Regions from separate parts of the Mus musculus genome. Here region 2 is linked to region 1. The links are chromatin loops, found by intact Hi-C in ENCODE. Cell type or tissue: left cerebral cortex. All regions are shown on one strand. Region 1 has its middle 130 kb from the start of Gm35355. Region 2 holds the start of Gm35355 (a long non-coding RNA gene).

Region 1 (8,000 bases):
GGTTCAGAGATCTGAACTTAGGTTCTCATGCTTGGATGGCAAGCACATTACTCCCTGAGCCACCTCCTCAGGCCAAGGATAAGATCATGTGTGTCCTACTGAACTGATAACCCCAGCCCTTGAAAATGGTAGCTACTTCAAAGTATCTGCTTTTTAAATAAATAAATATAAATAAATAAATGAAAGGTGTTCCATTTGGAACCATGGAATTGTAAAATATTTCTTCAAAAGACAAAATTTACTATCTGAAATATTTTTACTTCTACTGTTTATTTTTTTAATTAGGTATTTAGCTCATTTACATTTCCAATGCTATACCAAAAGTCCCCCATACCCACCCACCCCCACTCCCCTACCCGCCCACTCCCCCTTTTTGGCCCTGGCGTTCCCCTGTTCTGGGGCTTCTACTGTTTAAATCTAAGAAGTCAAACGGTTCTATTCTAGAGAGAAGAGAGAAAGACTTCCTGTATTTTAGATAGCTGAATGCCTAGAAGACAGGCCATTTCTTTATATATCACTTGCTGCCTAGCTTTCGTTATCACTTTATCTAACTTATTTCTCATAAATGACAGGAAACTACTGAAAACTCTCTTACCTGGCTCACATCTCCCTCACACAGGCCATAAGTAAAAGGGGACAAATATCGTGCTCCCTAGAAACAGGTAATCTCCACCCTAGTTGCCCTTAGACGGACAGCATGGTGATTCCAAAGCTCTGAAATCCGTCATCTTCAACTGCTATACCCACCGAGCAACAGACTACAGTTATGACTTCTCTGAAGAGCTGTCTTTCATCTCCAGCTGGGGATCCAATTTCCACTTATAAGATTTAACCTGGAAATTAACAGTGACAACAGCGGGGATAAGATGAGCAGCTGATCTGGGAGGGATTGTGTGGGAGAAACTGCCTGAGCCTGGCGAGAGGCACAAAGGAAGGGTACTCAAGGCAGACAGCTATGGAGGGTGTCTTTGCAGGAATGAACTATGATGTTCAGTAGTTCCAACTGTGAAGCACCCAGCAGCCTAGTAACAAATAAGTGTCTTGGCATGGCTATAGATAAGACAAGTGGAATTAAAGAATATTGTGTGTCATGAGAGCGGCAGCTGGGAGCTTTGATTAGGAGCTTTGGAGCAGTCTGAGAGAAGAAAACTATTGAAAAAAAATCAAAGGAAGGGTGATAAACAGCAAAGAGTTCATGTGTTTTATGGGAGTGCTGATATAGGTCATTAGTCTCCAGATCTGAAATATTAACGACACAGGCTGGGAATTGAAAGGATGCATAATGAATGAAAAGTCAAAACGTCTCAGCATCTCATGCTGTAGGCCTTTTATTCATTCAACGAACATTTTTAAACACCCAAGTCCCAGGCACTGAGCTAATTTGTGGAAGAATATTAAAGATCATCTGTTCCCTTTAAGAAATGAAATTCTGTGAACAGAAAATGTACCTGAAGAGCAAAAAAGAAAACTTGTGAGAGGAGCTGGGAGGTGGCAGTCAGGGAAGTGCTGGCCTTCCACACACGTGAAGACCAGAGTTCCACCTGCAGACCCTATCCAAAATTAACCAGGTGCGGTAGCATTTACTTGCAATCCAGCATCAGGGAAAACGTAGCAAGATCCCTGGGATCCTCTGGCCAGCCAGTCTACTTTATGTGACCAGTTCCAGGCCAATAAGGAACCTTGTTTCAAAAGCAAGGTGGGGGACTTGCTGGAGAGGTGGCTTGGTGATTAAGAGAACTTGATTTGCCTTCAGAAGATGAGTTGGGTTTCTAGGACCATCTCCAGTTACAGAGGAACCAGTGCTTGCTCTGACCTTCAGGGACACCTGTATTTACACACGCACAACACACACATACATACACACCCGCGCGCACACACGCGCACACAGACACACTAGTGTACACAAAGAAGAAAGAGAAAGAATTTGTGATGGAATTTTTGGGTCCTAGTCTATTCTTATAAAATCTGTGCCTTTTGCATTCCAGAAAAATGGATCCTAGCCTGGTGGTAATTGCTCTTGACATATTTGTCTTGTCAGAGATATATCACCCTATGATCGGTGTGTTGCTTCATGACAGTGCTGGCCACACCCTTAGGAGATGCTCTGAGAAACAAATGTACCACCAATTACAGGTTACAGATCCTGGTCTTTGAACACTGTGTTGGTACAGGGTGCTTTTCTCTGCAACCCTCCACCAAAATGACATCTGATGTTTCCATGGTGAACTTGTGGTCTCAGCTTTCCTTTCTCATATTTAACATCTCACTGAAGTGACCACATCACAGGTTCTTTTTAGAGCTCTTTGGGGAGACGGCAAATTCAGATATTCTTTTATGATCTAGATATTTTATTTTTCCATTTCTCAGGTATATGTGCGCACATATTTATATGTGGACATATGCATGTCTGAGTGTGCATGAGCAGGCTTAAGGTCAATGTTAAGTATCCTCTTTCACCCTTCTACCTTATCCTTTGAGGCAGGGTCTCTTAGTCAAAACCGGAGCTTGCCTATATAGCTACTCTCTTTAGAAACCTTGCTCCGAGGAACACCTGTCTCGCCTTTGGAGGCTGGAATTGCAGAAGGACCATTATGGACACCTGGCATTTATGTGGTGACTGAGGAGCCCAGCTCTAATGTCCACACTTGTGCAGCAAAGTTTCTAACCACTGAGTAATTGTTCCAGTCCCCAATTTAGAAAAAAAAATAAAATAAAAGCATTCTCTAGTCATTAAATGTTAGTATGTGCTACACTGTAGCCTTAAGAACTAAGAGTAAATTTGCAAAAACAAGGCCACATAAAAGACTCCAACAAACCATCAGGACTGTAACTAGAAAGGAGAAAGGTACTGAGATGGGGGTTGGGGTGGGGGATGACATCATTCTCCACAGGGAGTTCCAGGGGATAAAGCAGAATTGCCCATCAGGGGGACCCAGGCTAGGGCAGCTGAAGCCCTCCTTATTGGCTGGAGCAGCATTTCTAAAACTATCAGGGGCAGCCCTGGGTTTCAAGTCTACTGTCCATGACAGAGTTCATCAATTCAAAGGGAACTGGCCATGGCTGGAGCTCAAAGGGACTATCACCCAGATGGAAGCTTCCACCCCGTGCCACTAGGAGGCAGCAGAGTACCTGGGAAAGAAACATCAATTAACATCAGCACTGTGGGTCTTTATTATCTGCTGAGATGAGTCTGTTATTCTGCTTGAGTTGCAAAAGTAGCATAGACCTAAAAAAAATAAACATCACCACTAAAGACTATATAGGCTCACTAGAGACAAAAGATTAAAGAAACAACCTAGAGGCAAAGTTCTCAAAGGTAGAATGGGATGGGGGAAGATCCAGAGACAGTAGCCCTAAGATTTGTTTTATTAATAGAAAAGGAGGGGCCTAAGCAAGCGTCCTGGACCATGTGGCTTTTGAAACAGTCTTTGTAACTGTGATGAGACAAAGGAGAGGAAGGGTACTGGAGGGGATCAAAAGCCCAGATTGGGGAAAAAAAACACCACGGGAAATATAGGATAGGGGAGACCAAATTGTGGGGATACCAGCTGGACTTCAAAAAGGAGATGGTGTCATCATCTGTTATACTATAAAATAGAGATCTGGGGTGACAGTCAGCACTAACCTGTCATTCATAACTGTGTTTAAAGAAGAATTGTCTATCCTTGCTACATAAAAGATCTCAGAGTGAGGATGACAGAGGTAAGTAATGAATTTATTCAGGAAGAATAGGCCAGATTGAGAAGTCATTTACACCACTCCTCACTTGGTGTCTACAAGATTAGGCACAGGTGACACAAAGGGAGAGATTGTCCCTGAACTTGAAGATATCACAGCTTCTCAGTAGAGGACACAGACAACTATCAGAAATTTCAATATGGGGTAATGTGCCCATCAGCCTACAACAGAAAAGGTCATGGCTTGCAGGAAGGCTAAATGGTATTAAGATACCAGAAAAACAGATGAATGCTCAGGTAAGGAAAGGTACAAGGAATGCCTGAAGGTAAAGGACAGCCTGATGCAACCCTGGAGATGAGGGAGGGTCTGCCTCATGCACACACTGTGAATAAAGACCTAAGAGCTAAAAGCATAGGTGAGATCATAGGATAGCTCAGTTGCTAAAAGCACTTGCCACTGAGCTTGAAGATCTGCCTCCAGTCCCTGGGATCCACATGGGTGGAAGGAAAGAACAACATCCTACACGTTCTCCTGTCACCTACATAAATACTCAAGGCATTTGCACACCTGCACAATTCTGTGTGTGCTTGTGTGCACAGACACAATAAATACATACATACATAATACATAAATAAATGCAATATATTTTTTAAAGAGTATACCGATTACACACGCTAATTCTGGTCTATTCCTTGTTAACCTAAACATTCACTTGTCCTCTATGTACCTCAGTTTTCCCATCTGTAAGTCAGAGTGAGTAATGACATACATTCCTAAGGTAATTTCAAGGGTAAATGAGCCAGCATTTATATATAATATAATATAATATAATATAATATAATATGTTACATAATATATAAATATATGTTTGCATGTATATATAATGTATATGTACACACTTATAATATAATACATACATATATAATCCTGAAAACTTTGCTTAGCAAATGCATCATATAGGTCATATAGCTGAAGTCTTCAAAGCAAGTTTAAGCAGAAGGCCCTCTGACCATGATAAGGGTTTTGATGGTATAAGAATGTTGAAGAAACTGAGCTGCTACATCCGGTGCGATGGATCCAGGAAGTCAGCATCCAACTTTCCTCACTTTACCAGCCCACTGTCTTAAAACACACTCACTCCAACCTCTCTGCAGACACCAATCACATGCAATCCAATAACATTTCTACTTCTGTTCAGTGGGACTTTGTTATGATGTCACGATTCTCATAGAATCCTCACAGCAACCTTGCAAGGTTTACCTTGAGCTTGGTAGTCTCTATCTGTCCTGTGGCTTCATTCACCGCCTGATCATACACACCTAGCTAGCCTTAGACCTCATATCAGCGGTGGTCCCTAGGATGTGATTTCCAAATTCTTTCTACCAGATAAAGATACCTACAGGAGGTAGGTTAGGAGGAAGAAATCCAAGTCAATGAACATCATCCACCAGGGTCTCCTGATGATTCAAAGCAAAACTGTAACTCTGTTCTCGAATAGAGGGTCTTCTAAGGTCTTCTCCATTTATGGATTAAGCAGCCCTAGAGTCCAGGTGGTCATTGCTGAGGAAGTTAGAATATAATTGCAGAAAGCTGTTCAGCATCTTAAAGTTGGCTACCTTTCTTATCCATGCAATAAATACCACCACCATGAATTGAAAACCTCCATCTGTCTTAGAGTTTCAGACATAATACACAAAACCCCAGGTAGTGAAGTGGCACCAGCTAAAACAAAAGACACTCTGAGTTTCGAGTGGAAAAACCTGTCCCCTGGATTGGAATACCATGAATTCAAGATGAGCTGAGATTTCTTGTAGGTGAAGCTAGAATTGATGCGTAAATGATAAACAACATCTGTGCTTAACCTGTGTGGAATGTCAAATGCACACAGCAAGGGGAGCGAGGGGAGAATGGCAGGCTTTATGGAGTGAACAAAATCGGAGCCACGGTTTCGAAGAAGAGTGAGAAGATGCAAGAATTCACATGCTTGCTGAGATATTACACAGAAAATAAAACATCCACAAATGGTTCTCTAGACCTTCTGTATGAGATTACCTCAACTGTTCTTAAGAAGACCATGAGGGGACTGACTAGGTAGCACAGCCAATACAGGCAACCGCACGTAAGCCTGACAACTCAAATAATTTCCAGGGCCCACGTGATGGAAAAAGAGAACACACTTGTACAAGTCCTCTGAGCACACATAACATGGCACACTTGCCCACATATGTATATATACTATATACATATACATATGTGTAATGAATGAATGAATGCAAGCAATAAAGGGGGTAGTGGGTATCATGGTAATATTGATTGTCAACACCACAGGATCTAGAATCATTAATGAGATAAACTTGGTCCAGTGACTATGAAATAATTTCCAGATTGGATTAACTGAGGTGAAAAGACCCACTCTAATGTAAATAGCTGGGGACCTGTGATGGTTTGAATAGGGTTGTCCCCCTAGGCTCATATGTTAAAATGTTTGGCCATTAGAGAGTGGTGCTACCTGGGAAGGATTAGGAGGTGTAACCATATTGGAAGAACTGTGTCACTGAGGTCTTGGGGTTTCAAATCTCAAACTAGGCCAAGCATCTTCCTCTCTTTTCCTGTTGCCTGAGGATCAGGATGAAGAACTGTCATCGTCTCTGGCACCATGTCGAAATCTGTGCCACCATGCTCCTTGCCATGAAAATAATGGACTGAACCTCTAAAATTGCAAGCAAGCCCCAATTAAATGAGTTACTGTGGTCACGGTGTCTCTTCACAACAACAGAACACAGACTAAGACAGGACCTTTCCTTCTTAAGTCATTTTTACCAGATAGTTTTGCTATAGCGATGAGATAGTTGCATTAGCAACTGCACACTGTTTTTCAATGAATTCAATTATGTTTCCCTTCAGTTATCTACCATGGAAAATGGGTGAAACTGGAGCAGGTGGATCTTGCAGCTTGCTGCTTGAGTGACTCTGAATCTTCAGGCTTAAGGTTCTTTTCAGACACAGAATGACTTATCCTTTAAGACGTTTATCCTATGAGGTAAACTAAGAGACTGTCTGATGTATGTAGACCCATGATACCTGCAGAGTCACAGTGAAATATATATATAAAATGTGTGTGTAGACATAGATATAGATATAGATATAGATATAGATATAGATATAGATATAGATATAGATATAGATATAGAGATAGAGATAGAGATAGAGATAGAGATAGAGATAGAGATAGAGATAGAGATAGAGATAGAGATAGAGATAGAGATAGAGATATAGATATAGATATAGATATAGATATATGCTTCCAAAAGGTAAAGGCAAAATGAAAAAATTAATTTTGACAAATTAATGTTTAGTAGATCAGCATATTAGTCAATTATCATTAAATATATCATTCAATGTACTAATACAAATACAGATCATTAAACTTGTATGATTAATGTGTTAGCTAACTGTATCAATTAATATATCAATATACAATGATATATATTTATATTACATACAAAGTAACAAATAGTTGATTATCCAATATGTTGATATTCTCACATGCTAAAATTAATTTTAATATGTAGAGCTTAATATATGAATAATATATTTAACTTAATACACTTAACATATCATTTTAACACATAATAAAATTTTTAGGTATTTGTGAAATACTGTTACATTAAGCTTTTATGCTGCCTTTAAAATTCAGTATATAATTTTATAGCTAAATGTATATATCTGCTCATAATGGCTACATTTAAAGTGCTTAACAGTCCTGAGCCATAATGTGATTTCTAGCAATGAAGTTCTCAACTTATGTGTCAAAATCTCCTCAATAATGACTTTGCCAGCCCATCCATTTCCTTTTTGGTGCACATGTAAGCATGTTTAAAGTCAACTACGGTTTCTGGAAGAAAAAAAAAACCTGTTCTCTCCCTGTCTCTGTCTCTGTCTCTGTCTCTCTGTCTCTCTGTCTCTCTGTCTCTTTGTCTCTCTATCTCTCTCTCTCTCTCTCTGTGTGTGTGTGTCTGTGTGTGACTGTGTGTGCGTGTTTGTGTGTCTATATGTCTGTGTATCTGTGTGTCTGTGTGTCTGTATGTCTGTGTGTGGGATCTCACATGACCAGAGTTCTAGCCAGAATTGCCCATATGCCTTACAATTTAATTAGTTAGAAGACTCATGGCTCTAGCTGCATATGTAGCAGAGGATGGCCTAGTCAGTCATAAATGGGAGGGGAGGTCCTTGGTCCTGTGAAGGTTCTATGCCCCAGTATAGGGGAATGTCAGGGCCAGGAAGCAGGAGTGGGTGATTTGGGGAGCAGGGGGAGAGGGGAC
Region 2 (8,000 bases), 130 kb after region 1:
TTGCTACAAACACAATTTGTTAGCTTAAGGTATACTCTGAAGCCAATAAGATCCACACATTCATTTTAAAGGCTTCATACTAGTAGCTATTCCATCAGGACATGGAAGAACGCAACATTTCGTTTTACTTTGTTTGTTTGTTTGTTTGTTTGTCTGGGGGGGTGTACACCACACACGTGGCACCATGTGAACATAGAGGTCAGAGATCAACCTGCAGGGATTTGTTCTTTCCTTCCGCTATGTGGGTTCTGGGAATAGATTTCAAGTTGTTAGCAAACGCTTTTGTCTATTGAGGCATTTCACTGATGCAAACAGAACTTACAGACTCGTCAATGTGGAATTTGGAAGCTAGGTTTGAATTTGGTGAAAATAAACAAGACAGCTCTAGAAATGGAGAATATACAGAGAGGGCTGGCTGGGAGAGTGTCCTAGATGGGAAAAGAACTCGTTCATGCTTTACTTTAGAGGATTCCTAATACACCTTAGTGCATATGATTTATCACTTAGGAATCACCAGTTATAATTAATTCACTCAAAGTTTCCAACTTCAGGGGCCCAGCACGATTGCTCAGCAACTCATGTGCTTCTCACCTTGGCAACCTGAGTTCAATTCTGAAAACTCAGGGGAAGGCAGGAGGAGAGAACTGATTACACAACTTTGTCCTCTGGTCTTCACATATGTATTGAGCTATTGAGTGTGTGTGTGTGTGTGTGTGTGTGTGTGTGTGTGTGTGTGTGTGTGTGTGTATGAATGTTAAAATATGAAAGATATTACCAGAATACAATCTGCCCATTTAAGAAACAAAGTTTTGGCTTAAGCGACAAAGTTTTGGGCTGGAGAAATAGCTCAGTAGATAAAAGCCATTACTGACTTTCTCAAGATCTAGACTCACACTAGACAGCTTATACTAGTCTGTAATTCCAATTCCAGGAAAGCTGATGAGCCCTTCTTACCTGCCTCCTACAGGCTCTGGAACACATGGTATATATGCACATAAACATTGAAACACTTGAAACAAAAAATAAAATCTAAAGCATAAAAGGAGGGAAAGGGGAAATTCAGCTGCCTTTCCCCTTAAAAGATAAACAAAAAAAAAAAGGAAACTTCTAAATTTGTAAACTCACCAGAAAAAGTGCTTTAAAAGTAAGCTTAAGATTTATCTAAAAGGTTCCAATTAATTTCAAGATATCCAGATGAAGCCAAGACAGCAAACACAACACTACTATATAATTTTTGTCTGAAACGAAGTTCATAATATCGCCATATTCCGATCTGCATTTTACCTTCTCAGATAGTTTCTGGAACTTTCTATTATAAATTGGAGTAGTCAGACATTTCCTTTTGTTTTAATTCTTGAGAACTAACTTGCTTGAAAGACATGTACTCATTTCAAGGAAAGCTTCACTGGATTTTACAAGTTCTGCATTGGGGAAGTGGTTTATGAGTGTGTTTCCCACAGCACTCCATCCAAAGCGAGCAGGAAACCTGCTGGGCACCTTGACTTCGATGTTTCTGCTCCTTTCTCTCTTACCAATCTTGAATGTAGGGATAGGTTGGATCCAGTATGTCACAAAACTTGTCTCAAAGAAAGGGTGCTGGGGCTGAAGAGATGATCAGAATGTAAGAGTACTTGATAGTTTTTCAGAGGACCTGTGTTTGGTTCCTAGCACCCACACTAAGTGACTCAGAATCTCTGGTAACTCCAGGGCCAGGGGATCTGGTTCCCTTTCTTTGCCTCTGTGAAAACCCACACACGTGTGCACACAAACACACACAGGTACATATGCATGCATGTAAACAAAAATAAAAAGCACAGAGTAAACTGGCAAAAATTGGACAATAGCCAAAATATCAAAAGTGAATGTGAAACAGCCCAAATGTGACTTTCCAACTCCTCACCATCCCCACCTCTCAGGATCACCCACAAACATAACTACAAGCAGCTTTCCCTGGCAACAGCACCTGAGTTTGACCATCTGCAGACTTGTAACTCTTCAAGCTGCACGTGTGAAACACACACACACACATACACACTTTTCTTTGTGGTTTTGCATTTGGAGTTTTCACCTGTCTTTAGTTAATACATTCCCATTGACCATTCTTTTTAACATTAATTGTACCAGAGACAAGGAATAGACATAATTTCCTGTGCTGACAAATAGGAGGAACTCCCGAGAGCTTCACTGTACTCTGACTACATAAGAAAAGCCCCCGAAGCTTCTAGAACACCTTTCTAAAGTAGAGCAATGCACAACTTTTTCAGAATCTGAGTATTTTCAGTGTCCTAAACTTGGTTGTAATTATCTTTAGGCCAACATACGTCTACCAAAACATTTGACTTAGAGTTGTCAGATAAGTTTAATGAGGGGGAAATTAACCTTAAACAATCACAAATGACACTAAGTTTGCAAAAGTTCAAAGAGTATTTTAATCTCCAGTACACCATAGCTTTCCAAAAACCCTCCCAATCATAGGTTTTTTTTTTCCTCCTTAGGTTGTTATTGCATTTTGCTCCTGGGCTAATGCATTACCTAAATATAGACAGCCATTTTTAGTATAAATTCCAAAAGCCATAAATGTTTCATAATTGAGGACATAATTCGAAGTAAGAGAGCTTTTTCCACTCATCCCTTTTTATGGTTGCAAATTGGAAAATACTCAAGTAATTACTCCCTTAATAGTTCAATGCTGGCAACTCTACTTTATGAACCTCACAAGCATCTTTGCCCACCCCCAGGGCAGTATAGGAGGTTACAGAAAAAAACTTAACTTGTACAATTAACCAAATCACCCAGCGCTCTGATGCAAGATTCTTTCATTAAGCCATTAATAAAATGCACTACTAAGTGGTTGGTCGTCCAGTTTTTACGAGGCTTTTGCATTTCAATTCAATGGCTGCAGTTTGGGTAAAAACCCAACGTCTGCAAGATCAGCAAGCTGAGGAAAAGCTCCGATTCTAGAAACATTTTCTTTCCTTCTCCACAGTTCATCTGAGAGCACTCAATGCCAGCGAACTAATAAGGGAAGTGATTTTTGAGTCCCAGAAAGTACAATGCATTTCTGTCTATCCAATAAAGAGAAAAGCAAATGAAGCGCTTGCTTCCTATGACCTCAAAAGCATAAGCAGAAAGCCACTGGTCATTTTATGGTTTCTAAACAAAGGTAGATTAGACAGTTTGTAATTCTACCCCCAGTTCAGACTCCAGCACTTATTTCCTACTAGAGTTTATATATCACAATGCAAAATGTCATATGTTTTATTTCTTGGCATTGCTCCGTAGTGGTATGCTTATATAATTGAGGAATGTAGGGATCTTATAAGCAGAGAACAATTTAAATCCTAAAGCTCAATGTTTCCTTTCTAAACTTGGACACATTACAGAAAATTCTGTCTTGGCCATTATAGGGGGTGTAAATTATCTGGATTTGGACACTATGTGACTTCTGTTAACCTGCTTTGTTTATATGACTTCAGTTAACCCCCTCTGTTTATATGTGATGAGAGTCTAATTATACACTGTTGACTGCATCCTAGAGACCTCAGTATCTTTAAAACATAACTGGAGATAAATAGAGTGAAATATTCAGTTTATGGTCTATTTATTGCTAAAAGTCACCAAGAAAGGTCAGACAAGTTCATGAGAAAGAAGTATTGTTGAAAATTATATTCCTCTTATAATTACAGTCAATGCAGCATTGTCAAGGGCCAGAGATATAAATGAAAAAAGACCTGTAAATCATAAAAATTCAGGTTTTTTGGATTCTAGCACCTTAGGCAAAAGTGTGCTCCTGTTAATGACATGTGGCAGTAACTAGAGATGGCCTGTAAGGTTATCATTGTGTTTGTACAAGACCTTGAGAGGCTCTAACCACTAAGTCTAAGATGCCAAGTAATCAGACAAAAACATCCAGGTCAAACCCAGAAAGACAGGGAACATTTCTCCATAGAATCATGTCATTCTGAGTCCCATGGATCATCATGTATGAACTAGAACAGAAAACAAAATCCTGAGCTTTCTAACTTAATTTCAAGTATTTTTGTCAGAAAATAAACTCCAAATTTATTTCAACTCATTTATCATCATCATCATCATCCAGAGATTGGACTTAAAAAGTAGGTCCTGTTGTTCCACTTGTTCAAAGTTTGATAGTAACACCTGTAAGCAGGTGTTTTTACCCTCTCCACAGTCATTTGCACACTCACTAGTATGACTTAGTACAACCACCAGTTTAATGGTTATAACAAGGAATTCACTTTTCACAAACTCTAAAACACACATGATGAGAAGATGCAGTGTCCAGATTTAGAGCCAATGCAATGTTTCCTGATTCAAGCAGTTCACAAATTCATCTCCAGTTTCCTCAAGAAAACCGACACACAACAGAAACTCTCCTAGATGCTCACTCAAGTTTATTTCTGAAGCATACCATAAACAGATTCTCAGCCAAATAATAAAAATGCAGCTATCAGTATAAAAGAATCATCTATGGAAACTACTGTCTCCAGTCTACATACATGAGCAAACAGAGCCACTTTCCTGAAATCAAGCCTGCAACAAAACTCAAACCACCAGCAGTATTCTCCACCAGCAGTCCCTGATGAACCAGTGCCTACAAGCAATTTAGATGCACTAAGACACCTGTACAAAATCAGAGAACAGCAACAAAACCAGATCCTACCTTGATGGTCTTGGAGGGCTGACACTTGATGTGATGGGACACGCTGGCTGTTTGGTTCATATTTCAGGACCCTGGACAGTGCACGATCCACAGGCTGAGTTCCAAGACTAACCAGAGATCAAGTCTCCCCTGCTGGACTTGAGCAAGGGGCTGCTGCTGTTGCTGCTGCCTCTGCTGCTTCTGTTGCTGCTGCTGTCTTACTCTGCAGGCTGAAACGCTGTCAGGCTGGAGGGATCCGCAGCTCACTTAGCCCTAAATAAAGCATTTACTTGGTTCATCATTCTCAGAGCTCTTGGCAATATGGGATAGAAAGCCGACTGTTTAAATTCACTTGCACGGTATCTTTTCAGTACTGAGTTGTGACAGATCTACAGTGCAGCCAATAGTCTTGGCTCTTATGCTCATTTCAAAAGGACGGATACCAGGAAATATACAGAGATCAATTGCAGTACTACAGTTTAAAGGGCCACTCTCTCAACAACCCTTGTACTACCAGGTTATACATATTCTGCAGTCAAAGATAATTCTCTCTCCTTCTTCTCTCTTGCTCTCTTTGATGATTTTTTTACAATAAATCATTATTAATCTAATAATAAATATTTTTCTATTTCTCCTTAGTGCTAACTACAAAAACAACTGTAAGTGAAGAGAAAGACCTGTTGATGGTGGTCAGGATTTAAGGCTTTGCATCTGTAAGGTGAGATACTTGTATTGTCTATGGATATTAAAGCTACTGGTATTTCTTTAAGCTGTGGAAAGCTAAATGTATTCATGAAGTTTAAAAACAGTATAATTGTTGCATATTTCACCACAGCTTAAAATGTCTTCTGATTTTCTTGTCAGCCATAGATATTATTGAGATCACATTTTTTTTCTTGAGAGAGAGAGGGACAGACTACCATTCAGTCACATATAGTCACTTCTTTAATTCAAATGTCATTGTGGAAAAATAAATCATTAATATTTTCTTATAAGGGAAAAACTCTCTCCTTACGCATTCGTATGCTCACAGCAGCATTGATCAGTGTGAATATTCCCATATGGGCATAGTATCTCAGAAGCTTGAGAAAGTGGAAAATATCACTTCTCTGGACTTTATTATGAAATATTTATGTAATCTAGATTGGATGTTACATATCATGTGTATTTCTGTACATGTGTAGATTTGCATGTGACACCGTGCAAGTGTGGGGATTAGAGGACAGCTCATGAGAGTCACTTCTCCTCTGCCACCACGTGGTCCCCACAGATTGAAGTCATGGTTCTAAATATGGCAGTAAGTACCTTTACCCAGTCACTCATCTTGCTGACCTAAAGGTCAACACTTTTTATTAATTAGAAATATATCTTGCTGGTGAAATGCTACATTTGAACTCTGTGACACTTTATGACATCCCATAATACCATAGATAAAGAATAATACAAGAAAAATAGATTAATAAGTTTGATAAAATAATTAGATGTAAAAAATGCTTATGTAAGCATCCACTTCCTCTTCTAAGACATAAAGATATTTCACACATTCTATAAAATAGTCTTCATATAGCCAAAGTAGTCTGACACCACGAAGATTAATAGTACAAAATTTAAACAAATAAAGAAAAACCCTTGTTAAAAGAAAGAAAGAAAGAAAGAAAGAAACAAACAAACAAACAAACAAACAAACAAACAAGGGGCTGAAGAAATGGCTGAAAGGCTTACAGCATTGGCTACTCCACCAGATGATTCAGGTTCAATTCCTGGCACTCACATAGTGGCTCATAATTGTCTTTAACTCCAATCCAGCTCATCTAATGGCCTCTCTTAGTTTATGTGGGCATCAGGAACACATGTGGTGCACAGACATACATGCATGCAAAACATTAAGCCACATAAAATAGCACAAAAATAAAGACACAATGAGAGGCCTCAGCAGGTAAAGACACTTAACATCAAGTCTGGAAACCTGAACTCAATGGAAGAAAGAGAGAACAGATTCTGAAAATTCACATGCATGTCCTGACACATACATGCTTGCACATACACAAAATAGATAAATAAGATATTTGAAGCAGAAAGGAAATAGAATCAATAAACACCAGAAGAAAAGGCAAGTTCAAAACACCATGTAGCCACACAGCAGAGCACAACCAGAGCAGCAACGTCTGTGGTGGCTTGAGCTTTGCATGTGTGCATGGGGAGGGGCTTGTGAAACTTGACATTCTTCAAGGTCATGAACTTTGATTTCTAAAAAAGGTTCTGTCATAGTGTGTGGAATACTGTTCTGACAAAATACCGTGGACAAAAACAAGTTGGGCAGAAAAAGAATTATTTGGCTTGTGCTTCTACATCCATAGTTCATCACTGAAGAAATCTAGCCCAGAAACTCAAACAGGGTGGGAACCTGGAGGTAGGAGCTAATGCAGAAGCTTTAGAGGGGTGCACCTTACTAGTTTGCTCCTCGTGACTTGATCAGCCTGGTTAGACCCTAGGACCACCAACCCAGGGAAGGCAACACCCACAATGATCTATGCCCTCGCACATCAAGCACTAATTAAGAAAATGCTCTATAGGCTTACCTACAACCCAATCCTATAGGGTTGTTTTATTTCAACTGGGGTCTCCTCTTCTAGGATTATTCTAACCCGGGTCAAGCTGACAAGAAACTAGCCATCACAGATTTTCTCACTGGGCTGGAACTCACCAATTAGGCAAGACTGATTGCTCAATGAGCCTCAAAGATCTGTCATGGCTGACCCACTGCTGAAGTCAATGTATGTGCCACTGTGTCCTGCTTTTTACATGTGTTCTGGGAATTAAACTCAGATCCTTATGGCTACAAGGAAAGGATTTAGCAACTAAACCATCTCTCCAGATACTCAAAGTTTATGATAAAATCATAAATGTGTGGTTTAGAAAACCACAAATGTGGCTTATATTATCATTGAACTCTAATATTTTAGACAATGCACACACCAAAGAGAAATTCATAAAGCTTTAAACATTTTATATTCTGACATAATGAAAACAACATATCCAAATTATAGAATGAAGTGAAATAATATTTAGAAAAAGATGTATACATTTGATACATGTGTGTGTAAACACATTTATTTAAAATATAGTCAGAGAAAATATTAATAAGGAAAAAGAAACTATTCATCACAGGAAATTGGAAATCTGAAATAAACACAAGTAGATGCAGGGAAGTAAATAATAAGGTAAGAAATGAATGGAGAAAATGATAAGCATGTAAGTCAGTAAGCATGAGGTACTTGTTTCGATGGGTAGTTAGCAATCTTAACTAGCAGGACTGGCTCAGTTCTCCTCTTGATATTCC

Evidence for each region. Peaks named below come from ENCODE experiments on the same cell type or tissue, not always from the same donor. Only the 100,000 strongest peaks of a DNase experiment are listed, where the experiment ranks them.
Region 2: it touches region 1 in a loop (2.0-fold over the local background); 2 of 42 quality-filtered maps call a loop at or near these places.

What each region holds. Positions count from the first base shown.
Region 1 is chr1:124,715,202-124,723,201 of GRCm38, forward strand. It overlaps a transcript of Dpp10 not described here. Among named protein-coding and RNA genes, the nearest start is that of Gm35355, 130 kb to the right of the region's middle. In left cerebral cortex, a CTCF peak has its summit at 3,116 (motif pointing right); DNase peaks (open chromatin) are centred at 887 and 3,103; H3K27ac peaks cover 488 bases.
Region 2 is chr1:124,841,038-124,849,037 of GRCm38, forward strand. Gm35355 (a long non-coding RNA gene) reads left to right here and starts at 5,021. Exons shown (of 4, transcript XR_387345.3): 1 at 5,021-5,177; 2 at 5,300-5,378; 3 at 5,845-5,957. It also overlaps a transcript of Dpp10 not described here. In left cerebral cortex, no CTCF peak of the experiment used is centred here; DNase peaks (open chromatin) are centred at 3,149, 4,369, 4,646 and 4,927; H3K4me3 peaks cover 3,216 bases; H3K27ac peaks cover 3,110 bases.